Linked DNA regions of Homo sapiens: region 1 is linked to region 2. A link is a contact called in ENCODE Hi-C data. All regions are on one chromosome and are shown on one strand. The core of a region is the stretch at or near the end of the contact, and the rest is flanking DNA. Distances in the headings are between cores, read along the strand shown. Region 1 holds the start of GCLM (glutamate-cysteine ligase modifier subunit). Region 2 holds the start of ODF2L (outer dense fiber of sperm tails 2 like).

What was found. A loop is a pair of places that touch in the nucleus more often than their neighbours do. Pooled maps may share reads with other maps.
Region 1: a loop to region 2 is called in a map of CD8-positive, alpha-beta T cell, with 9 times the contacts of the local background. The contact joins the promoter of GCLM here to the promoter of ODF2L in region 2. A Hi-C loop is called at or near these places in 2 of 168 maps with a recorded cell type or tissue (CD8-positive, alpha-beta T cell and naive thymus-derived CD4-positive, alpha-beta T cell) and 5 of 50 pooled maps.

Annotation. Positions count from the first base shown.
Region 1 is chr1:93,908,005-93,910,704 of GRCh38, reverse strand. It overlaps GCLM (glutamate-cysteine ligase modifier subunit), which reads left to right and starts at 1,275. Exons shown (of 7, transcript NM_002061.4): 1 at 1,275-1,667. The coding sequence starts at 1,542. LOC124904221 (a long non-coding RNA gene) reads right to left here and starts at 1,113. Exons shown (of 2, transcript XR_007066230.1): 1 at 551-1,113. RefSeq lists an enhancer at 752-911 and silencers at 952-1,191, 1,402-1,761, 1,812-1,861.
Region 2 is chr1:86,394,881-86,397,580 of GRCh38, reverse strand. ODF2L (outer dense fiber of sperm tails 2 like) reads left to right here and starts at 1,258. Exons shown (of 17, transcript NM_001366781.1): 1 at 1,258-1,548. RefSeq lists an enhancer at 1,284-1,333.

The DNA of each region.
Region 1 (2,700 bases), core at 26-2,525, 7.5 Mb before region 2:
GAAGATAGTTATATCGGGTTTCATTATAGTATTCTTGCTATTTTTGTATATGTTGGAATTATTTACAACAAATGTTAATTGTATGTTACAGTGCATCAAAATGTGTTTAAGTAGTGGTGGTGCTTGTGGGTAGCTCTTTCACTATAATAAAAAATCAATATCCAAAAAAAAAAAAAAAAAGCAGCGCAAGCTCGTTCAATGAACTCTTACCATCATTCATTCAGCCAACAAATATTTACTCAACATCAGGCTCAATTTCTAACTTCCTAGAAAGATCTTTTTTCCCATCCCTCCCCTAATTCTTACCATTTTACCAACTGGTTCATCTCTCTTTTCAATAGCTATATTGTCCCCGCTTATAATGAGAATCTCATTTTGCCTTTAATAATCTGATTCACCTCAACGAATGTGAAAGATTGTTGAGGAAAGCTCAATACATGTTCAATTTGATGTTTATACCGAGTCCACCACCACACGTGAAATTTAATAGGGGTAAATAATCTCGACCACCTCTAAAGGGGTGGGTGATAAAAGCTTTCTGTGATCTCACCGGCTCAAGTGTCCTCTTTAATCTGAATTCATCTGGAGAATAACTGCCCTATGATGTTCTTATAAAATTACTTGTTTCCTGTGCTTAGAACTTGTCTCTGGGTAGAGTGTACGCGTCTCAAGGGCAAAGACTCAGTCTTGTTCGTTGACTTCACACACTGCCAGCAAATAATGTGAATCAATAGACCTTTAACGGATGAAGAAAAATTAGCAGTTTGGGAGAAGGTCCTTGAAGGTAGCAAAGCGAAAAGAAGAAGGGGGCGCTTGCGCATAAACAGCTGCTTCTGAGAACGAAAACTACGTAGCATTTCCGAGTCCCGGTGGCCGCTCAGGCTGCCCTTTAAAGAGACGTGTAGGAAGCCCACCCTGGGGCGGCCGTGGGCGGAGCCGCGACCTGAACGCCGGGAGACCTCACCAGGCGGAGGCGGTGTCTACCTCACCAGGCGGAGGCGGTGTCTGCCTCGCGCTGTCCTCTGACCGCCAGGGGGAGCCCTGCCGCGCGCTGCGCTCCGGGCCGCGCCGCCACGCTCTCTCGACCCGCGCGCCCGCCGCGCACCACCCGTCGCCACGCCCGCCGCAGGCCAAGGGCCAGTCACTTGCGGGCCGGCGTCCCGCAGCCCATTCGCGCCCCGCCCCTGCCCCGCCGCGGGATGAGTAACGGTTACGAAGCACTTTCTCGGCTACGATTTCTGCTTAGTCATTGTCTTCCAGGAAACAGCTCCCTCAGTTTGGAATCAGCTCTCCCGCTGCGGCCGCAGTAGCCGGAGCCGGAGCCGCAGCCACCGGTGCCTTCCTTTCCCGCCGCCGCCCAGCCGCCGTCCGGCCTCCCTCGGGCCCGAGCGCAGACCAGGCTCCAGCCGCGCGGCGCCGGCAGCCTCGCGCTCCCTCTCGGGTCTCTCTCGGGCCTCGGGCACCGCGTCCTGTGGGGCGGCCGCCTGCCTGCCCGCCCGCCCGCAGCCCCTTCGCTGCGCGGCCCCTGGGCGGCCGCTGCCATGGGCACCGACAGCCGCGCGGCCAAGGCGCTCCTGGCGCGGGCCCGCACCCTGCACCTGCAGACGGGGAACCTGCTGAACTGGGGCCGCCTGCGGAAGAAGTGCCCGTCCACGCACAGCGAGGAGGTGAGCGTGGCGACACTCGCCGCGGGGCTCCCGGGGCAGGCCTCGGGCGGGGCCGGGCGGTTCCGGCAAGGGAGAAGCGCCCGCGGGCGAGGGAGGGTGGCAGGGCCTCGCGCGCACCTGGGCTCCGCCCGCGGTCAGATGCTGAGGCCAGTGTCGACGCGACCTTGGGTCCAAACCCGCTGCCGAGGGCAACGCGTCTAAAAAACTTAGCCGGTGCAGCTGCGCACTGAGTGACACCTCTCTCGGTGCTTAAGGCTGGTAGCAAAACTCTCAAACATCCTGGGTCCCTCTTCCTGGCACGGAGGTCACAGAGGGCCAGGACGTCGCTCCGTCTCTCTCCACATCTCTCGCTTCCTTCCCCCACCCTGTCCAGGTAAAGGAATATTTTCGGAGATTATCCTTTGGTGCATTCAGATGAAGTAGTATTCATAGTACACCTAACTTTTAGAATGTTGACATTAGACTCTCTATTGCAGTGAGGCAAATGAGTAAGCACTCAATTTTGGCTTTGGAATACCCTAAATACCCTGACTTTAGTCATTACACATTTTATGCACTTATCTGTGCGTCTATGTATGCTTTATCAGTACACATTCTATGCATGTAACAATATCATTGTACATTCTATGCATGTAACAGAATATCACATGTGCCCCATAAATATGTACAAATATAATCTATCAATTCAAAAATTAAAGTTTTGTAAAAACTGGAAAATAAAAAGACTAGTCACTAGTTGGAGGTGACAGAGATTAATCTGGAATTACAAACTTGTTACCTATTTGTTGGCCATTTCTGAGCGGATAGTCATCCACTGCACATTGTGCATATTGGTGGTATGGGACAATTTTAGTATTTAAAAAATAACAAAATCTTTAGATTTAGGAGCTATATGACTTTGGAAAATTACTTTAAAGTTGGATAATAACACCTTCCTCATCAGGTTGTTGTGAGAATTAAGAGGTAATATATGAAAACGCTCACCATGCAGGCATCTATCTCCCTGTCATCTGGTTCCATCAGAAAGATAAAT
Region 2 (2,700 bases), core at 9-2,508:
AATGGCAGAGTTAAATAGTATCACAGAGACCATATGACCTGCAAAACCTATTAATAAAATATTATCTGGCTGTATGAGCACATTTTCATACTGCTATAAAGAATTGCCTGAGACTGGGTAATTTATAAAGGAAAGGGGTTTAATTGACTCACAGTTCAGCGTCGCTGGGGAGGCCTCAGGAAACTTACAATCATGACGGAAGGTGAAGGGGAAGCAGGACACCTTCTTCGTTAAGGAGAAGTGCCCAGTGGAGGGGAAAGAGCCCCTTACAAAACCATCAGATAGCTTGAGAACTCACTAGCATGGGGGTAAACGGCCCCCATGATTCCATTACCTTCATCTGGTCTCTCTCTTGACACGTGGGGATTATGGAACTGCCCCCATGATTCAATTACCTTCACCTGGTTTCTCTCTTGACACGTGGGGATTATGGGGATTACAATTCAAGATGGGATGTGGTCGGGGACTCAGAGCCTAACCATATCACTGGCCCTTTACTAAAAAATTTACTAATTCTGTCTCCCGCTTTAAATTATGAAAGGGACAATTACAGTACTGGTGGAAAAACATTGCTGGAGTGCTTTAGTGAAACCAATTATTTAGGTAGCAGCATGCCACGGTTATGGCTTAGTTGACAGTTACTCTACTTGTGAACTTCATAGGTTGGTGTACGATTCTTAACATGAATATTAAGTAGAGGCATTGAATGAAGATATTTTTCCAATTAAAATCTTGCTTTGCTTCTTCAGGACTTTATAAACCAGACCAGCTGGCTGTGGCACAGATACGAAAGACTTTGAGACCCTGAAGGCACCTTGCAGAACATCCTCAGGCTTCCTCATTTAACAGGAAAAAACCTGAGGCCCAGGGAGGCATCTCAGCTAAAAATACTACTATACATTTAAAAGGAGGTTTCTTCCGGTCGCAGTTGCCTTCACGTTTTCAAATCTTCTCTTTAAAAAGCAAAAGCAGGGCACAACCAGGCCAAGCGCCAGAAAACTCGGAATTGGCTTTATTTCCTTTTTTTCTAGTTGGGCTCGGTTATGATTTTCGGTAACGTACACAAATGCTGTCCTTGTCCATAAACAAACGCTTAAAAAAAAATGTTTACCCGAGAAACAAGGATAGACACGAAGCTGCCCTCCCTGCCCCGTTCCTCACCCTCTCCAATAGCTATAGGCGCTGCCCGCCGTCCCTAACCCGGACCAATCGGCAGCCTGCTGCGGGCCTGACGGGAGGGGTGGGGCCGCCGTTGCCAGAGAAGCCACTAGCCGGTTACTAGCTGCGCTTTTGTTCCACTTGAGCGGGCACTCTTCTGCGGCAAGCAGGTCTAGGAATTCGCCTGGTTCCCACCTCGCGTCCCTTGCCTTCCTTCCTAGTCTACCCACTGTAGTGCCCCCTGCGTCCCGCTCCCTCCTAGCCGACTCAGAGCACAAGAAGGATTGCCACGGTTTCCATTGCAGCAGCCGTGGCGCCTCTGACCCTTTTTTTATATCGCGGCGACGGCGGGCTGTCGTCACGACGACGTGCGGACGCAGCGGCGGGGGCGTAAGTACGCCTTTTGGGTTGGGGGCGACTTTGTGGGGAGCCTAGCTGCTGCTGGGCGTTTACCGCGGGAGCCCTTAGCGGTCTGGAGGTGAGGGCAGTGGTGGGTCCCGGAAGTAAAAGGCCCTCGCGCCCACCCAGCCCCCTCCGCGCAAACCCTCCACCTCCCTCAGGCTGACTACCTGGCCTGGGAAAAGGGCGGCGAGACTCACTCTTAGGAAGGGTGTGGTCCCCGGGACATCAGGGCAAATGTTAGCGTGAGGTGGGCTTGTGCAGAACGAAGTCCTGACCGGGCCGTTCCTGGATATGGTTGCATTTCTTTCAGAAATAGTGACCTCTTAATCATTGGGCTGGTTTTTAATCGCCCATCATGTGATATATCAGATTGTAGGAAGCCCTGGGGGCTTCGTAAGTGAGGTATATTACAGGAATCCTCAGGAAATAATTCCTTCTCCAGGATTCCTCTAGGTTCCAGCCCCTATAGGCGACCCCTGTAGTGCGGGATTGACCTAGGGTCGTGGAGAGTGCTAAAGGCCGACTTGTGTTCAGTCCCAGCTCTGCCACTGAACCCGCTGTGTGGCCTTGTCTAGGTCACTGAACCTTCCTGGATTCCTTACTGATAACTGTAACAGTAATCATCACTTTGGGGTGGTTGTAATACGAGATTAAGTAAACGCAGGGCCATTAAGGTGGCACCGAATGTAGGTGGTTAGTGAGTGGTGGTGCTTGTTGTTTACTGAGAATAACCATACTGGGGCTGCTGTTGGGGATAAAATCTATTTCGAAGACAGTTTCCTCATCACGCAACGCATAGTACGGTTTCAAGTGTTTTTGAATGAATGAGGTTCTTGGAGTTTTAAGTGCAACTGAGTTAAGGTTAAAGAAACAAACCGGGCCGGGCGCGGTGGCTCACGCCTGTAATCCCAGCACTTTGGGAGGCCGAGGCGGGCGGATCACGAGGTTAGGAGATCGAGACCATCCTGGCCAACACGGTGAAACCCCGTCTCTACTAAAACAAATACAAAAAGTTATCCGGGCGTGGTGGCGGGCGCCCGTAGTCCCAGCTACTCGGGAGGCTGAGGCAGGAGAATGGCGTGAACCCAGGAGGCGGAGCTTGCCGTGAGCCGAGATCGCGCCACTGCACTCCAGCCTGGG